Regions from separate parts of the Homo sapiens genome. Here regions 2 and 3 are each linked to region 1. Evidence: chromatin contacts called from ENCODE Hi-C or POLR2A ChIA-PET data. All regions are on one chromosome and are shown on one strand. The core of a region is the stretch at or near the end of the contact, and the rest is flanking DNA. Distances in the headings are between cores, read along the strand shown. Region 1 overlaps FOXN3 (forkhead box N3). Region 2 overlaps FOXN3 (forkhead box N3). Region 3 overlaps FOXN3 (forkhead box N3).

The links. A loop is a pair of places that touch in the nucleus more often than their neighbours do. ChIA-PET counts read pairs that join two places held with the same protein, here RNA polymerase II (POLR2A). Pooled maps may share reads with other maps.
Region 2: a pooled map shows a loop between it and region 1 (3-fold over the local background). The contact joins two enhancer-like sites. A Hi-C loop is called at or near these places in 3 of 50 pooled maps. POLR2A ChIA-PET finds 5 or more read pairs at or near these places in 5 of 52 experiments (AG04449, CD4-positive, alpha-beta T cell, T-cell and 2 more).
Region 3: a loop to region 1 is called in a pooled map, with 2.0 times the contacts of the local background. The contact joins two enhancer-like sites. A Hi-C loop is called at or near these places in 2 of 37 single-sample maps with no recorded cell type and 9 of 50 pooled maps. POLR2A ChIA-PET finds 5 or more read pairs at or near these places in 3 of 52 experiments (BJ, GM12878 and naive thymus-derived CD4-positive, alpha-beta T cell).

The regions. Positions count from the first base shown.
Region 1 is chr14:89,274,933-89,278,964 of GRCh38, reverse strand. All of the region lies in intron 4 of FOXN3 (forkhead box N3), which reads left to right. Among named protein-coding and RNA genes, the nearest start is that of FOXN3-AS3, 73 kb to the left of the region's middle. RefSeq lists an enhancer at 2,214-2,313. Within about 2 kb of position 2,369, at least 6 of the 41 ENCODE cell types and tissues checked have a DNase peak (open chromatin) inside an H3K27ac peak, as active enhancers do.
Region 2 is chr14:89,383,648-89,387,679 of GRCh38, reverse strand. All of the region lies in intron 2 of FOXN3 (forkhead box N3), which reads left to right. Among named protein-coding and RNA genes, the nearest start is that of FOXN3, 32 kb to the left of the region's middle. RefSeq lists enhancers at 1,028-1,127, 1,508-1,557, 1,608-1,677, 3,349-3,548, 3,559-3,728 and 1 more. Within about 2 kb of position 1,705, at least 13 of the 41 ENCODE cell types and tissues checked have a DNase peak (open chromatin) inside an H3K27ac peak, as active enhancers do.
Region 3 is chr14:89,184,917-89,188,948 of GRCh38, reverse strand. The region is part of intron 4 of FOXN3 (forkhead box N3); the gene reads left to right. Among named protein-coding and RNA genes, the nearest start is that of FOXN3-AS3, 160 kb to the left of the region's middle. RefSeq lists a silencer at 411-595. Within about 2 kb of position 2,013, at least 8 of the 41 ENCODE cell types and tissues checked have a DNase peak (open chromatin) inside an H3K27ac peak, as active enhancers do.

The DNA.
Region 1 (4,032 bases), core at 1,120-3,619:
TTGCTAAGGCCCACAAGCAAGATTTTACGAATAAAGATATGAGTACCTAAAGAAGGGACTGTCCAGTCATGCCAGGGGAAGGTTTGGGTTAGAATCAAGTAGAAGAAAAATGTGCCTGTTTAATGCCACTCTCTCAGGTTTTTGATTTCTCACTTTCTGTTTTCAAAAATGTACGCACATCCCTCGTTTTTCCCTATAGCAAGTGGAAGAAAATTTTTCTAGATAATCAGACGAGTAGGGAACTCTGTTAATAGCTTCCAGCCACAGGCATTGGAATTGAGGGCAAGTAGAACGAGGATGCTTGTCCCCAAAGATGGCAATTCTCAGTGCTGGGTGAGAAGGTGCAGTTTGGTCACATGGGGGTGACGTGGGAATCTTTCTTTAGGGTGCTGTGGGACCAGTGACTGGCCAGCAGAAGCCAGCCGGGGTTATGGATCATGAGTTATGGATCACTAGCAGGACTGGCAGAATTGAACCAGGGTGGGGGATAACTTGCTTCATGGAGTGGTCTCCCCAGGACTCAATAATGCAGGATAGGAAAATAAGTAGGATATGGTTTGGCTGTGTCTCCAACCAAATCTCATCTTGAATTGTAGCTCCCATAATTCCTAGGTGTTGTGGGAGATCATTGAATCATGGGGCGGTTTCCCACATACTGTTCTCGTGGTGGTGCATAAGTCTCACGAGATCTGATGGTTTTATAAGGGGTTTCCCTTTTGCTTGGCTTTCATTCTCCCTTGTCTGTCGCCATGTAAGACGTATCTTTTGTCTTCCACCATGATTGTGAGGCCTCTCCAGCCACGTGGAACTGTGAGTCCATTAAACCTCTTTTTCTTTATAAATTACCCAGTCTCCAGTATGTCTTTATCAGCAGCGTGAAAATGGACTAATACAGTGGGGGTGCCCTGTCGTGTAGAGGAGGGAGACCTATTTTTGTCAGAAGGGTGGGAGCAGAGGGGCTGTCATTTCTTGGGAGAACTGACACTTAAGGCCTTAAAAAAGCAGATAGATTTAGGTGTGTGGAAATAGAAAAAAAATGTCATTGCAAGAAAGAGAAATAACCAGAGAACTTAGCTTCACAGAGACCATAGCAACAGCGCGGAACCTGAGCACTTCATAGACACCTTTGTATAGCGACGGGAAGAATAATGCAATGTCTGAAGAGGAAATAATGGAAGTTAAAACCTGAAGCAAAGTTGAAATCAAAATGACCTAATAGTTAGAGCGGGGCACCAGTTTTCATTGTCAAATCGTTGTTTGGTTTAGAGTGGAAACTTAGTACCTTTATTTTTCCCAGCACAAAACCAATTGTAAGAATTAACTGGTTGTTCTCGAGGTCCTCCCTGGACGTCGGGTGCCTGTATTTTGGTTCAGAATCACTGGCAAGAGGGGCTGCTGAATCACCTCTCGGTTTCGAGGATAATGGGGTAAGATTTGGTTTGGATTACACCAGGCATGGGTACTTAACATAATTGGTCATTTCATCAGTTCACAGTCTTTATTTTAAATGCCATTTAGGCTGCTACAGACAGTTTCAGCAGGCTAGAGAGCACTTCAATTCTTGTACAATGGAAACCAAGCAGAGCATTAGAAGGGGACAAGCTCATTTTTCAGAGGGGACCCAGGGCAGGCTGAACAGAAGAGTGGCTTATTCAGAGCCCTGCAGGCGTGGCCAGCTGACAGGTGTCCCCACCGTGCCTTCTTCTTGTGTCTGTGTGTCTCTGTGTTACGGTCTCTATGTGTTTGAAACGTGTTCTTTATTTTATTCGTTTAATTCATTTACTAATCTCTCTTATTTTGTTAATGAAAAGAATAAAGTCTTTTTTATATTTTCCCATTTCCAAACTCCCTGTCCCCCTCCCCCATATTCCATTCACCCATCAAACTTAAAATTAGGTTACTTTATTAAAACATCACCCTTGGATGATTTGTTGTAATGAGTCAGTGATTCATAATTAAAGACATTCCTCACCCCTAATCTGACCCTTCATCTGGTCTCTGATGGTTTCATCCCAAAATGACATAGGCACCTCTGCTCTTGGTAGCTTCATGCCTTCTGCTGAAAGTTGCCACAAGCCATGCTGATTTTATATCCTACTTCTGCCCTCTTGGTCTTGGTAGGCCCTGTTGGCCTCAGAGCTCCCCACGGAGTTTTGTTCAGAGAGGAGCTACTGCCTGACCATTTTGGCCTGCTTTTATTTCTAGCTCTTCCTCCAAGCAGGCATTCCCTGGGCCTACCCTCCCCACCCCACCTGCAAGCATTTCTTGATGGTACATCTCTGTGTGTCCAGTCCTGGGTTAGGCTGGAGATCCCCAGGGGAAGTCCAGGTCCCACCCTCTCAACCAGGTCCCACCCTCTCAACCACTCACAGCCCGTTCTGTGGTCAGACCACGAGTCCTAGCCCTTCTTGGAAAAGGCTGCTTGGCCCACCCACTCTAAGAAGCCCAGCCACTCTCAGCACAGATGAAACCACTGGTTTTACAAACCTTTCCAGTGACTCACTTGACACCCTTATACCCTTCTGGTCATTCTTCCCTCTTCCTTTTCTCCGTCACTATAGTATTGGGCCTCTAATTATTATCAACTCTGTGTCCCTAGGATGCGGTGGTAGAATTAAAATAAATTATCTAACATATTTTATTTCCATTCACTTCTGTTGGTTGTTGTTATTGTTGCTGTTGTTGAGACGGAGTCTTGCTCTTGTCGCCCAGGCTGGTGTGCAAGTGGTGTGATCTTGGCTCACTGCAACCTCTGCCTCCCGGGTTCAAGTGATTCTTCTGCCTCAGCCTTCCAAGTAGCTGGGATTACAGGCATCCACTACCCCACTCAGCTAATTTTTACGTATTTTTAGTAGAGATGGGGATTTGCTGTGTTGGCCAGGCTGGTCTCGAACTTTTGATCTCATGTGATCCATCTGCCTTGGCCTCCCAAAGTGCTGGGATTACATGCTTAAGCCACTGTGCCTGGCCATCCGTTTACTTCTGACAACTCACACTGGACGAGCTAATGTAATGGAAGGACTTAAAGGCATTTTCAGCTCACAGAGGAGGATTGTGTTGCCTTAGACTCCCACCTACCCACCCCCACAGCTAAAATAGGGAAAAAGGAAACCAGGTCTTCTGCTGTGAGATGCATGCTGTTCCTCCATGTGCACCAATGTACACGCAGTCCGTAGAATGTGCATGAAGTTGACATGATGGTTAGATGACTTGCTTTGAGGAATACCAGTTTCCCATGTTCTAGGTTGGCTTCATATCCAAACTTACTTGGGAGTAACAGCGTTTATCACCCCTTCTCCACAACTCTTACCCCTCCCATAACTCTGCTACGAACTTTTACTGCTGAAATGTATGAGATACCTCACCTTGGTTGTCTTTCATGCCATGAAAGGCTCAAGAGGAAGTTATAGTGGAAGGAACACTGGATTATGAGTCAAGGGACCTGGGTTCTGGTCTCAACCCTTCACTTGGTAAACTTTGTGACCTTGGACAAGCCACGTGGCATACCTAGCGCTTCATTTGCAATTTAAGGAGCAGACCTCAGCGATGGCAAAGATTCCCTATCTAGTACCAGCTCTGTTCCACTCTAGCAACTTCCCCCAAAATAGGTCAGAATGGATTTTGATGCTTAGTTCTGGCTCAGTGGAGAAAGAGTGTTACCTTCAGCCAGCTGTGTCTGCTGCGGGTGCAAGGAGAGGACAGAGTGGGTGGAAGGCTGGCTGAAGATACCCATCCCCAAACAAGATGATTTTCCAAGGTCCTTTGGATCTTAGGGAGACAATACGATATATTATAGGTTTGGACAACCTGGAAGTGAACCCTGTGTTGGTTTCTTGGGCAGCTGGCTTAACTTCTCTTTAGGAGTCATGACAATGCTTGTCTCCTGGAGTCCTGGTGAGGATTTGGTGGATTCACATTAGTCAAGCACATAGGACAGTTCATGCTAAATTCCCAATCAAGGTTAGCTATTGAAATATTTTACAAAACTGCAACTCTTAGGAAAATAGGGCTAAAATCCTCCGAATGTGGTTT
Region 2 (4,032 bases), core at 456-2,955, 110 kb before region 1:
ATTAATCTCTCTCTCTCTCTGGCCCTTGGCAGTTATAGTCTGTCTATGTAGTTTATAATAAACTTTATAATAAAGTCTGTCATCTAATGAAATAAGGAGCAGAGCAGATGAGTTTCAGGAGGGTGGAAGTTGGAGTCAGAGAGACCTAGGGCTGAATCTTTGTTTTACGACTTGCTAGCTGTGTGTCCTTCAGCAAGGTAATTACTGTTAATGAGCTTTACGTTCTCATCTCTGATATGAGAGGATAATGCCTTTCTCACATGGCTGTTTAAAGATTAAATAATGATAATACAACTCCTGGAATATAGTACACACTCAGTAAATATTATACTGACGGTCATTTCCTTCATGTTGGTGCTATAGATTGAATTGTGTCTCCCCCCTAATTGGTTGGTTTGTTTATTGATTGATTGATTGATTGATTGAGACAGAATTTTGCTCTGTCTCCCAAGCTAAAGTGCAGTGGCACGATCTCGGCTTACTGCAACCTTCGCCTTCTGGGTTCAAGTGATTCTTGTGCCTCAGCCTCCCGAGTAGCTGAGACTACAGGTACACCACCACATCTGGCTAATTTTTTGTATTTTTAGTAGAGATGGGGTTTCACCATGTTGGCCAGGCTGGTCTTGAACTCCTGACCTCAAGTGATCCACCTGCCTCGGCCTCCCAAAGTGCTGGGATTACAGGCGTGAGCCACCATGCCTGGCACCCCCCAATTTATATGTTGAAGCGCAAACCCTCAATGTGGAGCTAATTAAGGTTGAGACCATACGGATGGGGTCCTAATCTGATTGGATTGGTGGCCTTATAAGAGGAGGAAGAGAGATCACTCTATTCATGCACGCACACCAAGGGCAGTCCCCATGAGCACACAGTGAGAAGGCAGCCGTCTTCTCACGAAGAGAGTCCTTACCAGGAACTGAAGCTGCTGGCACTTTGACCTTGGACTTCCCAGACTCCAGAACTGTGAAAAAGTAACTTCTGTTGTATGAGCCACGCAGTCTGTGGTATTTTGTTCTGGTAGTCTGAGCTGACTAATAGAGTGTGCTTTGGCTCTAATTAGATGATGATTTGTTGAGCTGGCATTGATTGAGCCCTTGTTAGGTGTTGGGCACTATCTTACTTAACCTGACCTGTCTAATCTCTCAATTCTCAAAACCACTTTAGAAGTTGGTTAAGTTACTTGCTAAGTTCCCCTAGCCTAGTAGTGCCAGGATTAGAACTATGACTTCACGTTGCAGCCCTGTGAAATGGCACCTCCTGCAGTTGTGCAGGGCAGGCCTCTGCGGCTGTCCGTGGACGACCTTGACAGATGGGAGACCACATGTGTGTCCCTGACTCCAGTGCTCCTGCTTTCACTAGAGAGCAGATGACACACTCCTCGATGTCAGGGGAGTTGCCTTATATTTCATTTCTGGTGGCACTTAGCAAGTGCTCTGTGCACAGGAAGCAATTAAAAAATAATTTTTGGTTGGTTAATTTTCCCCAAACACTTAGCTCCTCCTACATCTGGAGAAAGAGTGAAATTTTCACCCACCCTCCCGAGCTCCCCCGTGTGCATCCTCTGAGCTGTTTGCTGTCAGCGAAGGCATTTGCGTGTCAAACCTACCCATAAACTTGCTGAGTTGACAAAAGCAAAGAGAGATCAAGTTTTCAGTTGTTGGAGAGTAGAACCGTTGTGAGTCTGAATCTGCAATTCTTTTATTCTCTCAGTGAGTAGAAGTGAGTCTTTGTGAGGATGGCCTTCAGCCAGTATCTTGACACCTCAGTTACGTAAGTAGTTCTCATCTTGTTCTCCTCTTTTGCTTTTTTCTCCCTCTCATGTACACTCACAGTAAGAGGCCTGAGAGAACGTTAGCCAACTCCTTGTTTTTTGAGACAGAGTTTCACTTTTGTTGCCCAGGCTGGAATGCAATGGCATGATCTTGGCTCACCACAGCCTCCGCGTCCTGGGTTCAAGCAATTCTCCTGCCTCAGCCTCCCAGGTAGCTGGGATTACAGGCATGTGCCACCATGCCTGGCTAATTTTGTATTTTTAGTAGAGACAGGGTTTCTCCATGTTGGTCAGGCTGGCCTTGAACTCCCGACCTCAGGTGATCCATCTGCCTCTGCCTCCCAAACTGCTGGGATTACAGGCGTGAACCATGGCACCCAGCCCTCCTTTTTTTTTTTTTTTTTTTTTTAAATGTTTGCCTCAGCTTTTGTTATTCAGAGAGAAATTGGTCTCATCTGCCTCAGGACACGGATGGCTTTACCTATAATTAATTAAGCCTTTTCCTCTCTGAAGTTGATGGGTTTGGACTTTTGAAAAAGATGGGCCATGTGGCATCTTAACTTAGGCTCAAGGTGATAGGGTTATAGATTTTAGACCTCCCGGACCCTCTCTATAGATATTGGCCAATATTCTTTATTAGCATGTTTATGTAGGTATTAGCCAGTATTCTTTATTGGCACATTTATAATTTATACCCCACTTCCTTTTCATAGGGCTTGCCATAAGACATATAGGTCACAATCAGGTCGCTAAGGTAAAAATTGAAAATAGACAAATGCAGTAGAGAGAGGGGAAAGCAAATATTCCAAATTCTTGACCTAATATATTTGTTGTGATTGAGTGCCTGACAGCCAAGGCAAAAATGGAAACTCGGCAGATTCCATAATTCTCCTTCCCTGGTAAGATGCCGACTTAGGGGAGAGACATAATCTCCAGGTGCAAGTTTATAAAAAGATTTCATTGTAAGGCTGTTTCTCCATGGGATATAAAACCATGTAATTTACAACACGTACAGCAACCTTAGCTCCAGTTCAGAGAGCCATCAAGGCTGTTGTTCCTGCCATTAGTCATGACCTTATCCTTCTCTGCCCCTAGCTAAGGCCTGTTCATCCTGTAGACTTTGACAGCCATCATCGCCTCCAAGAAGTCTGCCATGATTCTCCCTGCTCAGGCTGGGTCATGTCCCTCTTCTCAGTGGAACCATAAGACAGGGCTTATTTTTATCTCTGCATCTCTGTATTGCTTTATATATATATTTTTACAACTAGATGAGGTATTCCTAGGACTCATTCCTGGTATTGTGGTAGGTGTGGGGCTGATGTTTGTTGAAGAAAGGAAGTTTTTTTTAATCTAGATTACAAAAACAGTTTTCCAAGTGGATGAAACCATGTTATATGAATGAAAGTCATTAGTTGTTTTTTAGTGTCTGCCCATAGTAAGTAGCTTGTCTGTGACTCAGAATTGTATGTTCCTGGTACGTATTAGAAGAGCTGGTTGTCAGATGCAGACTCAGGAGACTTGGGTTCTGGTCCTGATTCTTCCACTAAGTAGAACTATCACTTCAGCATTTCACAGGCTTAGTTTCTATATCTGCAAAGTGAGCACAGTGAAGCAGGCTGGTGGGCGCAGAGGTGAGGAGTTGATCTCCTCTCCCACATGCCACGCCCAGGGCAGCCATCCATCGCTGGCCACAGCTGTCATCCTCAGCTGCTTCTGTGAGCACCATTCTCAGAAGCCACCACCAGTCCCTTGGGGCTGGCATCAGAGAAGAAGTCTGTTTAACATCTGTGGAAAAGGTTACCTTTGAGGTTCTTTCAGCTCTAATGATTGTAGCATATCCCCTGATGTTCTCTGTTATCACTGTAGTGGGCTGAAATGTCCCCCCCCACCAAATTCATGTCCACCTGGAGTCTTATTTAGTGACCTAATTATTTTAAAATAGCATTTTTTTTTTAGCTGGGCATGGTGGTGGGCACCTGTAATTCCAGCTACTCGGGAGGCCGAGGCACAAAAATTGCTTGAACCTGGGAGGCAGAGTTTGCAGTCAGCTGAGATCGCACCATTGCACTCCACCCTGGGCGACAGAGCAAGACTCTTCTCAAAAAAAAAAATGAATACATAAAAATAAAAATAGGGTTTTTGCAGATGTAATTGGTTAAGATGAGGTCAGAATGGATTTGAGTGGGCTCTGAAGTCATTGACTAGCGTCCCTTACGAGGAGAGGAGAGGAGAGGAAAGGAAACAGATACGTGGGGAAGATG
Region 3 (4,032 bases), core at 764-3,263, 90 kb after region 1:
TGTCACTGGCCTAGCTCTATAACTAGCAGTTAACCTGGAGTGTGGTTTTTAAATGATGTTTCATATTTCAGAGAAATGTATATGTTTTTAAATTTTTTTTTTTAAATAAACTTCCATTCTTAGATGGCATTGCAGGAAAAGTACAGACCAGATTGTAATCAAGTTCCAGGCTGAAAAGATTTCTAAAATTAAGTTGCATAACTCAACCCAGTGGAAACATACTGATTTCATCAGAGCCATGTAAGATTCGAGCACCTTCCTTTGCACCCAGCCACTACACAGTGATCATTAGTTTCACAAAAATACTTCCAGCTGGTTGCTGAAGTTCAGAGGGAAAATGGGACCATGACCTTCTGCTAGAAGAGGCTATATGGGGCCAGCTTAAACGTAATGGACCGGAGCAGTACCCATTTTTAGAAATTTCTGTCTCTTCTGGGACCTCATCACCAAGCTGCCATTTTGGAGAAGAGTCTGGTGAAGCAGGCCTGCTGGAGCCTGGAATATCTTTGAAATGAAACCAAGCCAGGCAAGGGGACTGATTGATCCTTCACAGATCCTCAGCAGCTTCCATAAACGTCCATGATTACTGGATTCTTGAGCATAGGTAGGAAAGGAAAAAGGCTTCTCCTGATGAGTTGACAAGTGAGTTGTTTTCAGTGTTCGCCTCCCCTCTCCAACTCTGTAATACTCAGACTGTAAATACTTCTTTTTCCAGGGTAGCCACGGTCCTATTTACATTGAAATGCTGAATTTGAGTTTTACAAGCTCAGTGTTCATGTTTTGAAGCTGTAGGCTCATTTTTAGAAGGCTTTTTTTTAGAAGGCTATTACCGCTGTGTGAGAAATCCAGCCACAGCCTTCATGAAAGCCCCAGGCCAAGAACGGGGCTCCAAGACAGTGGAAGGAAAGAACCCGGGGTGCCTACAAAGGTCACAGAAGGAGACGCTCATGGACAGGAATAACAGAGAAGTAAATGTGAAGACTGGGCAGAAAGTAGGGAGTCTACCTTTGCATTCACCGTCCCATCTGACCGCCAGCCCTGGTTCAATGCCCTGGAGGTCAAGGGCAAGTACAGTCAAGGAGCAGGTTGTAAGGACCCCAAGGATTGGAGCAGTTCCTTAGCAAGGGAGTGAAGATGCATGGAGCGTCTTCTCTGTGCACTTGGGAAGCCAGCTGGCCCATCCTCCCCATAAACCCAACCAGAGGAATGTATCTGCAGCTTGTGGTTAGCTCTTTCTGGCTTCACTCTTTCTCCGTGCCCCCTACCCCCGCCACCTTTCTTTTCATTTTATATTGCATAACGTTATTTGCCTTGGGATTTGAGGCAGTCCTTTGCCTTCTTAAGGGAGAAGCATTACAGGCAGAATGATTAGGCAGTCATCCCCTGCCCTGCCGGCATCGCCCAAGGCCTGGAAAAAGTGAGAGGCTATTCCTGTGCAAAAATGGTTAAAGGCAACAGCCAGCCAGCCACAGTGATGGTGTGTGGGCAGCCTATGTAGGGGTGTTTGTGTGCCTGTGTCCCAGTGTGGATATATCCCAGGTCTTCTCTAGGTTGAGGGGTCCTGCCACTGCCCATGAGTGGAGAGTGTGGCTTCGGAGAGCAACACATTTCCTGTCTGCGCAGAGCCTGCCTGTATTCCCCCGTGGGCTGGTGCTATGGCTGGGCTCTGTTGATAGAGCTTCCTCGTGCGGTGCTATTTATAGCCCCTTGTTTTCACCTCTTGGGCTGCTAGATGCCCCTGCTTGCATGGGGGCCACCAACCTAGTCTCTGCTGCTGTTCTGCTCCCAGCAGATAGAGGCTGGCCTGGATAGCTGGAAGGCTTTTCCTTTGTCCTCACCCTTCATAGCCACTCCAGGTCACCAGATGGCAGCCACTTAGATCTTTTCTCTTCCTCCTACCCTTGCTCAGCATCTGTAAAGGTAGCTCAAGGCCGGCAGACTGGCCACAGTCCAGGGTCTGAAGCTGACTAGGTTGCACAAAGGAAATGGCTCAGACTCTGGTGAGAGCCCCAGGCAGAGCAAGCCTCTTTATCATTGGAGGGTCCGTGTTGCCCCAAGGGAGCCCAGCACACCATGTCTTGCTTGGGCTGGAGTCCCTAGGGGTCCCTCCACCTCTCATTTCAGTCTAATGCTTCACTTGCAGTGCAGCGGCAGTGTGCACCTAATAAAAACCTCAGGCTACAACATTTTGTCCTCCTGGCAGCATCCGCTGTGCATGTGACATTAGCCCTTTTAGACTTTGCCCGTTTGCAGCATAGGAAACATTCTGCAAGGAGAGCCACCATGTCTCACGCGCTCTATAGGATGCTGCCTTCAGAACAGTCAGCATGGGACATGGCTGGCTCATTACCCCCTGGACTTTGGATTATGCTCCAGTCAAATCCATCTGCCTACCCCACCCTCTCCACCCTCAAAATGGCTATGTAGATTCATTCCAGCTTCTAGTATCTCCTTCAGTACCTGCTTTGCAGTTCCCGTTTGACAAGCCCCGTGAGTCAGCTTTAACCCCAATGGAGGACTTGTTAGTCAGGAGAAGCCAGATCTCCATTACTCATCTTCAAAGGCTTATATAATCCCTGGTTGGAAGGTTCCCAGAGACAAACTAGATAATAAACAAAACAACAAAATGGAACGAGGGAAGGGGAGGGATTGGGGGAAGGCGTTCCTCCCCCTGCCTGGAACTGGGATGTATGTCAGACACACCAGGCACAGCAGAGGGAAGACAACTAGGAAATAGGCTGTGTCTCCCCGTGCCAGCCCCCTCCCCAGTGTGCTTCCAAGTAAGCAGGTGGAAAGGCTGACTTTAGGAAAGGGAAGGATTAGCGGAATCACCTGCTGCTCAGCTTATGGCCTCTGAGAGAGTTAGCCAGGGCTGCCCTCCAAAGGCAGCGGCAAGAGCTCAGAGGTTAATTTTAGAAGTTGTGAAAAACCAAGGAAGCTAAGCCTCAGGAGGGGAGCTGGGGAAGTGCTGAGGGACAATGTAGCGTGGAGGAGTTTGTCTTGGACCTTAGACTTTTTTCTTTTTAAGATTCTCAGGATTGCGTTATCCCATTTAGAACATAGCATCTACAATGAGCAGTGCTGCTCTGTTTGGCTCTCTTCTTATGTGTGAAGGTTGCCCTCTTGCTAGTTAAAACCAGAAAGCTTAAGAGTCCCTCTCTAACTGCAGAGAACGTGGCTGATGGCAAGTGTGGGGAAGTGTGGCGCCAATGTCCCTCATCCTGAGAGCCTCAGGGGTGGGTATTCTCTCATCTAAAAGATAAATACGTAACTGGCCTAACCTGCAAGGATGATGCTAGAGGCCTGGGCCTTGTCTGGAGAGAGCCACAAATCCGAGGAAGAAGTTGACTTTCAACGTCCAGCCCTTTTGATGTCTTACATAGCTGGAGGCCAGTGCACTTCAGTACATCAGGTGCGTCAGATTGGCTGTAAAGGTTTTGGTCTTTCGGTGTCTTAATATGCTCTGAGGGAAACAGAGTAAAAGGAAGGGAAAGAGTAGATTTGCTGGTAGAGAAAAGGCTGAAGAATGGACTCATGTTCCCACCGAGCTTCCTAATGTAGAGTAGTGAACTGTGGGCCTCAGAATGCCTTTCTCTAACAGAGCCATTTTAGACTGGCTGTGACTTGTTCTTCAGAAGCCACGTTCCTGACACTTGGGGATGGGGACAGAAAGGAGAAAGACAGGGGTATAGTTAAGTGTCACAGCTGGCTTCTGGCAGCTGGTGAGCAAACACGAGCACATCCGCCATCTCTCCATGGAGAAGACTGCCAATGATGAGGACGGAGAAGTGCCAGGGTTGGCAGAGGCAGCATTTAGTTGCAGCTCATTTGAGAACAAGCTGCAGGATTCAGAGGAAGAGCTGAGTCTACATGCCAGGAGTCTTGTGAGGTTCAGGAAATAGCTCAGGGAAAGCCTATTAATGCTGCAAGAGAGCTTTGTCCATGAGATTCTCTTTGAAGTGAATGCTGTTCATTAATCAGGAAGATGTTTTAATAGGTAAATGCAGTTAGGAATAACTACAAAAAGCATAA